Regions from separate parts of the Homo sapiens genome. Here all the other regions are linked to region 2. Evidence: chromatin contacts called from ENCODE Hi-C or POLR2A ChIA-PET data. All regions are on one chromosome and are shown on one strand. The core of a region is the stretch at or near the end of the contact, and the rest is flanking DNA. Distances in the headings are between cores, read along the strand shown. Region 1 has its middle 190 kb from the start of LINC02343. Region 2 has its middle 150 kb from the start of LINC02343. Region 3 has its middle 83 kb from the start of LINC02343.

Region 1 (4,804 bases), core at 553-3,052, 44 kb before region 2:
TTCTGAACTTCAGTTTCTATAGCTGTAAAATGAAGAAGAAACTGGCCCTGTTACATTGCAAGCTACTCACATTCTTACATTTTAATTTGCGTTTATTTTAATAACTTAATTTTTTAATATGGGATTAAAGATGTTTACCTGCATGAATACATTTCAACAGAACCAGAAGAATTGACTATGATTTTTTAACCCATTAAGATAGCATAAATCACAACACATGATTTATTTATTTGAAAGATTAAATAAGATAATGAATGTGAAATGGCTGGCTCACAGCAGACTGCAATAGATGGTACCTATTATTATTAGCTTGGGACCAACTACCTGGAAGCAAGAGACTGTGTCTTCAAAAATTTGTTTCTTACCCCACAGAGCTTAGTCCTGTGACTCACACACAATCAGGAGAAGGACAATTAATATTTGGGTCTTTGCCTTGCTGATATGCCAGGTAGAGAAATGTTTACACATTAGGAAAAAAAAAAAAAAAACCTTGCGATATAGAGAGTATTTTTCACAATATCTGGAGAGAAATTTCATCTGATTTGGAATTATAGGTTGAAGGACTAGACACGACCAGGATACGTCCTGAGACTGAGGGACAAATCCTTATTCTAGCCACACGCAAACAGCGGATTTTGAAAGCTGCCTCCAGCAATATAAAAGAACCTCAGAGCTGTGACTCAGCACAGGGTTATAACACTCTGATTTATCTTTCTCTAATCTCTTCCTCAAGGTCTGAAAGAATCTACTGTGCAATTTAGCAGAAAAAGTAGACAACCTCCGCCCGGCTCTTGTGCTCCGGTAATCCTCTCTCGAACCTGTGAGCAATTTCCAAAATCCGGTCTCTTTCTTCTAGCTCTGGTGTAAATGTCTTAGAAAGACTTGTAAACCAGAACAAGAATTCAAATAACCTGCCAGGTCAGTGTGCTTGCATAGACTTTTGAAGTTTAGAAAGATGTATGTATGACCAGAACCCCAAAGAGCTAAGCAAGATGACTGGAGGTTGCTGTTTCCAAACACCATGTCTGCACGCAGGGAAAATGTAAGCAGGTTTAATTGTCAGGATCTCAGTACTCTGATCCCGCCTACAGTCCATCCTCTCCCAGGAACTCAGAACTCTAAGCTCTTTCTCCAAGAACTGCTGGGAGGGGACCCTGGATTTTCCTTGGGGAAAATCCAGTGTTGCCAGGCTGATGACAGATTGCTGTTTGGTATTATTAACAGATATCAGTTGAGGTTGGCAAAACCTCTCTCCTTCCTTCTGCCCCCTTGCCTGTCGATATTTATTGATTCTCCATAGCGTTTAGAGCTGAATTTAACTCCCCATTTTTTCTCTTCTCAGCCTCTCCCTGTTAACAGGTTCATCCTCTAATTCTGAGTTGAAAAATGGATCCCCTTCCCTTCCAAAGCAGGGAAACTTGACTACAGGCGATCACATTTTTTTTTTTAAATGTGTTAAGAATCACAGCAGTTGTCCACTGTTGACAAAATGCTCAAAGGACAGAGGTGTGAGGGCTTGTGAGAAAATCCACAAATTCATCATGAAGTCCGTCATGGCAGTTAACTTGAAAACCAGGGATGACAATGTGGGTGACACCTCCTTCTTAGAGTGTCCCATCGCAGAGAACAGGGGTGGCTTGATCTGTACGGCATCCAGCATTGTGGGGCCTATGGTAAGCATTCCGAGAAATAGGGGGAGCATGTAGCATCACAGGCAAGAGGCGAGATGAATGAACTTTCTGTTCATTTGAGAGTGCAGACAGAGGTAGGAGGAAGTAGGTGGAAATGAATCAGTGAAATAAACCGGCATCTGCTCGCACACGGAGCATGCCGTTTCCTGACATGACTCACTGCCCAGCTCCTCCTGCCGCCTCTGACTCACCGTGCAGAGAGGCTGGTTTCTAAGGAGACCACTGAGGGCTGGGCAGTAGCCACCTGTGTAGACACTGTGCTCACATGGCCGTGGAGCCTGTTATCTAGAAAGCCTCATTTCTTTAAATGTCATTAGAGAGAGAGAGAAAAAATATTTCTTAAGGTTATTCTTGAGGTTATTTACAGACACACATCTGCTAGGAAGGAATGAAGTTCTTTGTTTGTCCAAAATAAGCAATTGATCCATGTTTTGGCCAACAGAGCTGTGCTAAATGCTGGGCACATTTGGAATGACTGGGGGATAGGGGAAGGATGCAGGAATGAAGAAGAGAAAAATGGAATTGATATTTCAAAATAAAATGCAAGTAAATCTATGACATATACTTACATAATAGTGGCTCACATGTTTAGTACTCACTGTATGATGGACATTGCCAATAAAAGATCAGTAAGCCCAGTTCCTCCCCTCTCAGAGCTAGTAGGTCCCAGGACGGTGGAGACAGCGAGCTTCTCAGAGAGCAGCTTTTCTGCAACTCATGGAGGGTGGAGAGAGAAGTTAATGTACCCAAAGTGAGAGACACAGATGGCACCTACAGGAGCCTTTCCATTCTCAGGCCACCCAGAATCTCAATTAGTCCCACACAATGGTGTAGAAGCTCTCATCTAACTTGGTTCATTGAATGAGTTTGAAAATAATGGTAATACTGTTTGTCAGTAAAGAGATGCTGGCAAAATACTCCAAAAGTTTCTGCTCTTAAAGAGTTAACTACTTCCCCTGAATACCTATTTGTATTTTTTAATAGCTTCAAAATACCTTATCACAGGCAATGGAAAAACAACAACAACAACAACAACGTCAACCTAGCCAGTGTCAAAACTATCGTAAGTTCCCAACTAATGAATTTTAAATTTTCATGAGCTTCTATTAGGTATTTTGTACCCTTAGTTTTTTTACGCCACCAACACTTTTCATCAAAAGGGCATGAAAACATTGTGTGTTTTTAAAGGGTAAGAAAATTCTGAGGTCTTATTTTCCTTTTAACCTTATGTTCAATAAGCTCACATCCTTGCAAAGGAAGTACATAATTCTACCATAAAAATCAGCCTTTCATGGATTCAGAGTTTTTAAGAAAGTCTAAAGTAAATTTATCTGAAAATAAATCTTCCTGAGAAAAAATACATTTTTTTCCTGGAGTCGTTTTTAAAAATATGACTTGATATTATAGCTGTATGAAGGAGTATCTGAAGTACTGACTTCTTATATCATTCCTTTACATTTTCCTCAGAGTTTTGAAATTGCTCCCTATTGAACGAGCCTATTCTCTGTGCAGAGGAAGCTTTTTACACCTTCTATAGGCGTGGAAGGCAGCAAGAATAGATCTCTGGATTGGATTGTTTCTGTTTCTCCCTCCTTCTCTCTCTCCCTTCCTTCCTTCATTCCTCCCTTCTTTTTTTCTTCTTGCCATTAATAAGCGTTTTTTGAACCCCAGAGTTGACCACATATTTGCTCTTCTACCTTTACTTTGGGTTTCTTTGGAAGATACATACAAAGATGGTATCTCAAGGTCCCTGGAAGAGTCAAGGCAGAGAAGATCCTCTATACATGAAAAGGAGGCAAAGAAGACATGGAGAAAGATGATGTCCTATTCTTAGTTACAAGTTTCACCAAATTAGTAGTGAGAGGATCATACATTTACAAGACCTGAAGATGGTAGATGCTCTTGGGAATATAGCAGGGTGGGCAGGAAAGAGGCAAGTGGAGACTCAAGTGCATCTCTTCAACACACTTAGACTTTAAAACTCCATTTCAGCTGGCAAAGTTTGGCAGTAGATATAGTTTTGTGAGAAGTAAAAAGACCAGATTGGAGCCATGAAAAGGAATAAAATTATTGGAGTTTCCCAGAGCCAGATCTAGGCTTTAAGTGGGAAGGAGATAATTCTTCACATTCATATCTTCATTCTTTTGCCCAGTTCAGAAGTTGCGAAAAATGAACCAATTGATGGCCAAAGACCAAATCTAGAACAAAGAGCATTCACTCTATTTTTTTTAGATATATGAGGATAGAGAATGAATAGCTTAACAAGGGCTCATCAGACGATCAAGAAGTAGGTCTTAATCCTGCTATGCTCCTGGCTTTGTGATAGCCGGGCATTCTCCATCCCCAAGGAGCTAATGGAGTAACTGTGCAGACACATAAAGATAAAAAATAAGAGAGAATGCTATGAGGACAGAGAGAGGAGGCATGTCCTTTTGGAAAACTTTGGGGAAGATTTCATGAAAAATTGATAGATTTTGGAGTATGGTTTCGAACTAGGTTTTGGGTTATAGGTAGTTTCACCACTAAGAGAAGAAGGTTAGGTCGAAGGAGAGTTATCAGGAACTTTTATTAAAGGAGAGAGTTATGAAAATGCACAGTGTCCAGACAACAGGGAATAGGTGCTGTAATTAAAAACATAAGTTATGGTGGAAGTTATGGCAAAGTCGTAAAAGAAGAGGCGGAAAATATAGAGGCCATGGTGCAAGATGTACTGATAGAGGCTGGCCATAGACAACAAAGCCATTAATTTACTTTTTCTTTTTTGGGGGATTGGTGGGGTGGGGATGTCGTGGGAAGGAGAATCATCAGTAAGGATCTGCTGTCAAGTGTCTATTTTAGACACCTGATTACAGGAGTGTGGAAGATGTGTGGGAAGACTACCTATTCTTTAACTACAGCTCCCTGTTGTAGGTTGAGTTCCTGGAAAGGAGCTTATGAGATGGAGATTTGCAGGTAGGAAGTTTATTGGAGATTGCTCTAGGGTGCAGGCATCAGGATTAGGCAGGGGGAGAAGTTGCTGCTACCATCACAACAAAAGCTTCAGGTTATTCCAGAGAGCCGCCCAGAGCTCGGATGGCATGTAGAGTTGTATCAAGTTGAGACAATGAGGTGAG
Region 2 (4,669 bases), core at 501-3,000:
TGCCTAATAAATTATGGGAAAAAATAGAAAAAGGAGAAAGATTTATAAAAGCAAAGTAATATAAAAAATAGAACGAGAACTTCTAGACATGAAATACATTATCATTGAAATTTAAAATTTAATGGGTGACCTCAATGGGATAAGATAATATTAAATAACTGGAAGATTGATCTGAGGAAATTTCTAGAAAACAGGACAAAACCTCAAAGGCACACAAAATAAGAAACAGAAATTAAGACATGAATAGTAGAATAAAGACAAATGTACATCAAATTACCTTTAGAAGATGAGATCAGGGAGAATTAGGAAGAGGTAATATTTGATGAGATATATGTTGAGAATTGTTTAGAATTGATTAAATTCATATTCTGATTCAAGAGACATAACACAGTTTACAACTAGACATACCACAGTGCAATATCAGAACACGAAAGACAATGAGTGTGGGACAATTCTCCAGGTGGCCTTGAACAGCCCAGTATTCCCCATTTTCTTGCATGTATTAGCTTGGTGCAAAAGTAACTGCGTTTTTTGCCGTTACTTTTAATAATTCTCAATAAAAACCGTAGAATGTGCTGAGATGAAATATCCATAGATGAGGGGGAGCTGGCCATAACAGCCTCAGCTTTATTCCAGTCCTCTCATAGAACAGGAAGTTCTTCAATACTCTAGGCCAGTGAGTCATGTGACTATCAGAAACATAACCTCAAAGGGCTGCCTTTCAGGGTCCCTCATCTGCAGTGCAAGTGGGCACACACAGTCAAGACTCCATCCATCCTGTGCAGCGTTCTGAACCTTGGGGGACCAACTCACAATGAATTTTCAGCTTTGGTTGTCTCCTGCTACTTGGTTGTAAGTAATAAAATTGTTTCATGTATCTTGTTACATATAAATGTGTTCTGTCTTACCGGATTTAGACAAGTTGGTAACCAGTGCACAGTGAACCTGTTTCACAATCAGATATTAAAAGCACCAGAGAGAGCAAAATATCTAAAAGAATATATTATTTTAACAGGAGAATTCTCACTAGTAACAGTAAACCCAAGAAACAGTAGAATTATATCTTTAATTTGCTGAAAGTATCAACCAATAATTATATTCTAAGCTACGTTGTCATTTAAAATAGCAATATAAAGACATTTTCAGAAAAATAAAAACTGAAATAGCCCACCACCAATAAATGGCTTATTAAAGATACTCTAAATAATATACTTGAAGGAAGAAATTGAAACCAGAAAGAAAGTCTAAGATGCAAGAAGAAATGGCAAAGAGACTGGTAAACTGGCTAGTAAACCAACTTCTTATACTAAGCCTCAACTTTCCTCTTCATCTCCCTCTAGTTATCTTTTTTTGAATGTAATTCCAACTTTATTACAGAACATACAAATATCATTTAACTTTACCCTTTGAAATGTGCTGGGATATGGTTTATACAACCTAGCATACTGTTGGTTTTTTTAATATTCCATAAGCAAACAAATGATCAGATAGTCTTTACCTGAATATCTGACACCTGTTTGGTGTAGGCCCTCTATATGTAAATAAATATATATAAAATATTTATATATAAAAGAGACAAAATGTAAATTGTTTTGTTCAAATTTCTATATTCTTCTTAATGTCTTTGTCTTTGTGTTCTATCAGTTACTAAGAGAGGTAGGTTAAAAACGCCAGCTCTGTGCTTTTGCTGTAGGGTGGTTGCATTGGGCAATAGTAGGTAAACATTCCTTCTGCAAACACTATAAAATACTGGACACATTGCAAAGATCATATAAAAGGTTTTGAAATCAACAAGAATTAGACTATCTAAAATTCCAGAGATGGAAAATTCATTCCTAAGTAAGTTAGTAATTTCTGTCTTCTTCCATGAAGTCAAGTGATAATTTTGAGTTTAGGCTGACTCAGACTTGGCACAAGCAGAGGGCTTCTGCTAGAGATGAGAACAATCAGAAGAGCATTTGGATATCAAGCAGAGCTGGCAGAACAAACTAGACAGTAGAGAAGCCCCAATCACAAGGCTAATTTTACCCACAGTTCTTTATTGAGTTCTTAGGCATTGCAAGAGGGAGAGAGCTATGCTAGAGAGGCCGTGTAAAATCTACCCCAATTTTGTGGTGTGGAGGAGACAAAACTTCCTCTGAAGGAAGAAGGTCAGCAAGAAACATATAATTGGTATGCTCTTAACATATTTTGAACATATTTGAAGCCAGGGCCTAACGAATAGAGCTCAGAATCTTGGAAAAAAGAATGTTCAATGTGGAGACAAATTCCACCAGGCTTTCAATGGCCTTGGAGGGCCATATTCATGGAGGATTTCAGATCAGAAAGGCCTAGTGAAATTTCCTGCAGTTCATGGTGCTTAGGAAAAGTACCATGTCCCCTTCATAATATTTGCCAGATTTTAAATCTGTAAAAAGTAGGAGTCCAGAGATTTCAGTTCAAATCTCCAAAGGATGGAACTTCCAGGGTAGAAATAAGGGAGATCCATCAAGTTCTCAAAACAAACAAACAAATACATAAAAAACACTAGATAGGGATTAGGGAAGCAGGAATTCCCAAGGAACAAGAAAAACTAAAGAGAAACTGAATTTTTTTCAGCGATATCTCCAATCTGTTCTTTATCTGATAGGTGAGATCAGTAGCTCACACTTTCTGCCTAACAGAGGAAGTAAGAAATACTCATTGGTGAAAAATATTATCTGGGGCTTCTACATTATTTTATGCACAACTTGTGACATATGATTGAAAAAACAGAAGACAAACAAACTATGGAAGTCAGTAATTAGGAAAAGACATTTTTGAAGTACACAAAAAAAACCCCACAAAAAATACTGCCAACTTAGAATTTTATTCCTGGTTTAAGAAAGTCTTTAAAAATAAGATGGAATTTTAAAGGAATGTGTTCAGGCAAATAAAAGTAGAACAATTTTGTCATCAGTTGACATGCATAATAAAAAATAGTGAAGGAAGTTTTTATGCTAAAGAAAAATGATCCCAAATGGAAGCATGGAATAAATTGAAGAATTAAAAAGTACTGAAAATGGCACACATTTGGATAAATATAAAGGAATATTGAGTGTTTCTAAATTATGAATAATAAAGTTTTATGCAGTTTATGACTTATGTTGAAGTCAAAATATGTGACAACATTAGCTCAAAGGAAAATAGGGAGCTAAATGGCATTAAATTGCTGTATTCTATTTTACCATTAGAAAGTGGTAAAATCACTAAGCTAAATTAACCATTACAAATCTGCTATGCAGTTGATATCTCTGCTATAGTCACTATAAAATTAATATAATAATAGCAAACTAAATAGCTAAAGATGAGAAAAATAGAAACAAAGAACAACTAACTCATCCGATATAGATCAAAAGAGAATTAATAAACAAAGAACGGAGAAGAGAAACAAAAAGTAAGATAGTGCACTTAAACCCAACTCTATCAATAACGTTAACTGTAAAAGGACTAAACATTCCAACTAAAAGGCAAAGTTTATTAGAGAACGGAAACAAAACAGAACAAAGCCAAACCCAATCAAATGCTGTTTACAGTAAAGATACTATAAATTTATGTGCATACGTTTAAAATAAAAGGTTAGAAAATGACACACTGTACAATCATCAAAAGCACTCTGTAATGGCTTTATGAGACAAAATAAATTTTCAGGGTAGAATGATGCTAGAAATGACAAAAGGAAAATGTCAATAGGAAAGCATAACTATTCTAAATTCATATAAACTTATTAATAAGACTTAAAATATACAAAGCAAAAATTGACAGAACCTTAAAAAAGCAACAAAAAACCCTCAATCATAGTTGGAGATTTTATTATTTTTCACTAATTGATAGAATAAGGGAAAAAGATATTAGCAAAGATAAAGAAAATTTGAACAATAGTATTAAAAGTTAGGCCTAGTTGATTTTGATAAAACATATAAACAATAATTATAGAATGCACATTTTAAAAATCCACATGAAACATTTACATTAATGGATTCTATTCTGGGACACAAGAATAGTCTTAATACATTTTCAAGAATTGCAATTCTTGGAAAGTTTTTGTCTGAGTGCATCCTCTGACCAAAATGTACTTAAATTAGAAACCATTAACATAAAGATAACTAGAAAATTTCAGGATACAAATTTATAGCTACAAAAAATATATTAGAAAAGAAAATTGATGATCATTCTCAAGATTTTATCTCAAAATTCTGTAAAAAAAAATCAGATGAAACCCAAAGAAAGTGTAATAGGAACTTAGAAAAATAAGTGTAGAAAATGATAAAACAGAAACCTAACACAAAATTGTTAATAAAAATAGGCAAGATCAGAAGCTTTTACTTTCAAAGTAGATCTATTTCTAGCAAGACTAATTTAGAAAAAATAGAAAGCAAAAAACATTATTAGAAATATAAAATAAAACATTAATGATAATTTTACAGATCTTAAAAAAAATATTATGAAAAATTTTACATCAATAAATTTAATAGCTCAAATTGAATAGACTAATTAACTGAAAAGTATAGAGAAACAGAAATAATGAATAGTCCAATTTCTGTTAAAAGACTAGAATCCTTAATTTAAAAAATAAAGTAGTAATAGCAATAATATACAATTATTACTCAGAGAACAGAGGAATGTAACACTTTCCACAGGTCGATATTCC
Region 3 (4,489 bases), core at 1,019-3,518, 64 kb after region 2:
TATTCAATGTATGGCATAATTTAACTACAAAACCCTTACTAGGGGCAGGGCGCGGTGGCTCACGCCTGTAATCCTAGCCCTTTGGGAGGCCGAGGTGGGCGGATCACCAGGTCAGGAGATCGAGACCATCCTGGCTAACACGGTGAAACCCCGTCTCTACTAAAAAAATATACAAAAAAATTACCCGGGCTTGGTGGCGGGCGCCTGTAGTCCCAGCTACTTAGGAGGCTGAGGCAGGAGAATGGCATGAACCCGGGAGGCGGAGATTGCCGTGAGCCAAGATCGCGCCACCGCACTCCAGCCTGGGCGACAGAGCGAGACTCCCGTCTCAAAAAAGAAAAACCAAACCAAACCAAACCAAACAAAACAAACCCTCACTAGGTTTTGCCTACTCTAAGAATTAAGGAATCTAAAATACCTGAATCTAAAAACCTAACTCTATAGAAAGTACCAAATGTGCAATTTGAACAAATAGTCATACTTGAAATATCAGTGAAATTTGTTATGGGGTGAACCAGAGAACCTCTAACATCATTTAAGAATTTAGGTTTAATGCGACATATCCAACATTCAAGTAAGTTCCCAGTGGAAGCTATACATTATGAAATCTTAATTGTTGCATAATCTTGCCAAGTAGAAATAGAAAAGAAACACAGGGCAAAGAAAAAAAGGAACAAAGGTTTTACGGTGACGGAGGAGATAAATCTTGGTCTGTGATCTTGGGAAAGCCGTCCACATCTAGAATGCTGTCTGCTTCTGAAAATAAACATCATGGTCAGTTTTACCTTGAGGTTTCCAATGAGTATACAGTTTTAAGAATCCAAAGGGGCTTTATTAAGCATAAGTCCCTAAAATTTTGCTGCAGAGAAGAACTTGGTACGGTCCCTTCGAATGGAGTTTAAGGGCAACATTTTTCTGATGTCTTTTCCAAAGGACACAAACTCTGGGATCTAGATCACGAAATTTCTGGTGTCACCATTTGGTGGGTCATGAAGGGCTTCTTTTACCTGGTGAAGATATACTTTGCCTTAATGTACTAAAGCTTTGCCATACTGAGTCCTGTCAGAGTTTGTAAGAGCAGGTGACACATGAGGTTCTATTATTAGGAGAACAGGCCTTCTAGTAACTATTTTATAAAAGGTCAATCTATGTTTTCTAGTGGGAGTGGATCTGATCACCATCAATTGGTAATACTTTTGACCAAGGCAATCCAATTGATTCAGTTCGCTTTGTCAAATGTTGTTGTGTTTGTAATATTTTGTTTATCTGTTTTACAACTTGCCCAATGAAACCAGTACCTCCAACACCGAAGATTTTTTCAGTAATGTTCCATAAGAGAAACACATTTTCCAACGACCTTTCAGCTGCTGTTATAACATTGGCCTTCCTGCCTGAGAAAGCTTCTCTATAACCAGAAAGCATGAATTGAAGCCGAAAATTGAATGAAATCCATCTGTAAGTGTTTAAATAATCCAGCAGGTACCAGAAATGTATCACCTGAGGTTTTTGTTATCTTATCAGAATTATGAGTTTGAGAAACAAAACATTGGTTATAAACCAGTTTAGCAATTTTAGAACAGTCACCACACTATTTATTTCACAACTTGTATAGTTTTATCTACCCTATGATAAGTCATAGAGCTTAATGGAAGATTTAAGGACCAGTCAGCCATTTGGGTTCTCTATGAGTCCACGCTTAACACTAGATTTACATGCTTTTGAATACAAGTTTTGTTTCTCAAATTCAGGTGTTTATCATAGGTAATTTGACTTGGGTCAGTCTTATAAAGTTCATTCAAATTGCATATGTTAACAATTTCAGTACTGGCTGGCAGCATAAAAATCTTCTGAAGCTTTTCCTTGATATTCACTTAGTTCTCATTCTGTTTGATGTTGGGCTAGCAGACGTATGAACCAATCAGTTTCTTCGTTACAGTTCTGAGAATTCTTACTGAGATGAGTGGTATGATCTTAAAGTTGTCAGAAACCTGTACTTGTCAAATTCCTTTCCATGAATCCCCTTGAAGACAACGCATGTCAGATTTATAGTTGTTTGTAATAGCATTCAGGAAAAGACTAGAGTAAAACAATTAATTATTTGTGAATAATAATACTTAAAATTGTCATGGCTAAAGATCTAATGACAATTTACTATAATAATGATGCAATTGACAAGGAGATCTAATTATTTCTGTGATACACAATGTTTTAGGATAATACTTAGAATTATGACTCATTGCATACCAAGACTATCAGATTTCTGTGAATTTTATACAATTTATGAGACACACATTAATAATACACCAATACAAATATGACTCAAAGAAAGTTTAGCATTACTCATTATTTGACAATGCTTCCCATATAATTTAATATATTAAATTAGCCCAATCATCTTAACATATCTCTTTTCTATAAGGAAAGATATCCTTTTGAGATGTTCTAAGGGTCCATCTCAAAAATTCCAAAGTTAATTTGAAGTCAAGAAAAAGACAATTTATAATTGGATTTTTGAAAGTTTGTCAAAATATCAACGGTTTAAAACATTTGATCAAAATAAGATTACAGGTAACTGTAAAATAATAGTCATTTGTGGCCTGGCGCAGTGACTCATGCCTGTAATCCCAGCACTTTGGGAGGCCGAGGCGGGTGGATCACGAGGTCAGGAGATCAAGACCATCCTGGCATCCTGGCTAACGTGGTGAAACCCCGCCTCTACTAAAAATACAAAAAATTAGCCAGGTGTAGTGGTGCACATGTCTGTAGTTCCAGCCACTTGGGAGGCTGAGGCAGGAGAATCGCTTGAACCTGGGAGGCGGAGGTTGCAGTGAGCCGAGATCGCACCACTGCGCTCCAGCCTGGGCTCCAGAGTGAGACTCTGTCTCAAAAAATAATAATAATAAAAATAATAATAGTCATTTATTTAACCAGATGGATAATTGAAAGACTTCAAAGGCAAATGCAGAAAGTTACATAGTTGGAGAAAAACCCTAACTCTGCAGAAACTGGACTGGTTCTCTAGAGAAGCACAGGTTCTGGGTCCATAGTTCTTATACATAAAATCGGCTGAAGTTCCAGATGCAGGGGTTCTAGTCTCCTTCAATCAAGACAAACTGATGATTCCCTGTATTCTAGTAAACTTACCCACCTATTCTGAACCCAGCCCAGTTTTGGTCTGATCTGTCAGAAACCCGAGGCCTTCCCTACAAGACCCAGAACTGTTTCTGTCACCACTTCTGAAGCCAGTACAGACTTTTTTATTTTACAGATAAATTCAGAGGGATCAAAGCACATGTTTGTGGAACTGAAATCTGAGAGAGAACTCACTCATGACCCCAGAGGGTACTTTTGTTTGGTTACTTGCTGCTTCTGGGGTGGGGGTCACTGAAGGTCTACTTTGGATCCTACTTTTTTTTCTCTCTTTTTTTTTGAGACAGATTCTCACTCTGTCACCCAGGCTGGAGTGCAGTGGCATGATCTCAGCTCGCTGCAACCTCCGCCTCCTGAGTTCAAGCGATTCTCCTGCCTCAGCCTCCTGAGTAGTTGGGATTACAGGTGTACACCACCACACCTGGCTAATTTTTTGTGTTTTTAGTAGAGACGGGGTTTCACCATGTTGGCCAGGCTGGTCTCAAATTCCTGACCTCATGATCCGCCCACCTTGGCCTCCCAAAGTGCTGGGATTACAGGCGTGAGCCATCGCACCCAGCCTTGGATCCTACTTCTAATGATGACTTATTAAAAGAAAAACTTTAGACAAATTCAGCACAACAAAATTTATTTAAGCAAAAAACAATTCATGAACCAGCCAGCTCTCAGAAACATAAGAGTTTCAGAGAGCTCCACCCCAGCATGTGGGCAGGCATTATTTATAGATAGAAAAAGGAAATGATGTAAAGAAACAACTTGATTGGGCTGGGAAATGATGTAAAGAAACACCTGTAATCCCAGCACTTTGGGAGGTCGAGGTGGGAGGATCACCTGAGGTCAGGAGTTCGAGACCAGCCTGGCCGACATGGCGAAACCCAGTCTCTACTAAAAATACAAAAATTATTCAGATGTGGTGGTGCATGCCTGTGATCCCAGCTACTTGGGAAGCTGAGACAGAAGAATTCCTTGAACCTGGGAGGCGGAGGTTGCAGTGAGCCAAGATCATGCCACTGCACTCCAGCCAGGGTGACAGGGAGAGATTCCATCTCAAAAGAAATAAAGAAAAAAGAAAAAGAAAAAAGTAAAAGAAAAAAAAGAAACAGCTTGATTGGTTACAACTCAGCATTTGCCTTATTTGAGCATGGTGTGATGAGACTTTTTTTTTTAGAGAGACATAGCCTGATCAGTTGTTAGCCTGTGATTGGCTGAAACTCAGCTATCTGTTCCAAGATATATTATTAAGTTAGTTTGCAGTTTGTTTACTTACTGTTAGGTTGCAGTTTTCTATGTACCAGGGCAGATTTAGGAGAAATTTAACGTAACTTAATAGCCATAAAGA

What was found. Hi-C counts contacts between places; a loop is a spot of excess contacts on that map. ChIA-PET counts read pairs that join two places held with the same protein, here RNA polymerase II (POLR2A). Pooled maps may share reads with other maps.
Region 1: a map of PC-3 shows a loop between it and region 2 (5-fold over the local background). The contact joins two enhancer-like sites. A Hi-C loop is called at or near these places in 4 of 168 maps with a recorded cell type or tissue (Caco-2, IMR-90, PC-3 and 1 more) and 4 of 50 pooled maps. POLR2A ChIA-PET finds 5 or more read pairs at or near these places in 5 of 52 experiments (A549, MCF 10A, Panc1 and 2 more).
Region 3: a loop to region 2 is called in a map of PC-3, with 6 times the contacts of the local background. The contact joins two enhancer-like sites. A Hi-C loop is called at or near these places in 1 of 168 maps with a recorded cell type or tissue (PC-3). POLR2A ChIA-PET finds 5 or more read pairs at or near these places in 2 of 52 experiments (activated B cell and activated T-cell).

What each region holds. Positions count from the first base shown.
Region 1 is chr13:34,155,354-34,160,157 of GRCh38, forward strand. No RefSeq gene overlaps it. Among named protein-coding and RNA genes, the nearest start is that of LINC02343, 190 kb to the right of the region's middle. RefSeq lists an enhancer at 1,200-2,399 and a silencer at 1,908-1,967. Within about 2 kb of position 1,803, at least 13 of the 41 ENCODE cell types and tissues checked have a DNase peak (open chromatin) inside an H3K27ac peak, as active enhancers do; they include PC-3, where a contact is called at or near this core.
Region 2 is chr13:34,199,846-34,204,514 of GRCh38, forward strand. No RefSeq gene overlaps it. Among named protein-coding and RNA genes, the nearest start is that of LINC02343, 150 kb to the right of the region's middle. Within about 2 kb of position 1,751, at least 2 of the 41 ENCODE cell types and tissues checked have a DNase peak (open chromatin) inside an H3K27ac peak, as active enhancers do; they include PC-3, where a contact is called at or near this core.
Region 3 is chr13:34,263,248-34,267,736 of GRCh38, forward strand. No RefSeq gene overlaps it. Among named protein-coding and RNA genes, the nearest start is that of LINC02343, 83 kb to the right of the region's middle. Within about 2 kb of position 2,269, at least 2 of the 41 ENCODE cell types and tissues checked have a DNase peak (open chromatin) inside an H3K27ac peak, as active enhancers do; they include PC-3, where a contact is called at or near this core.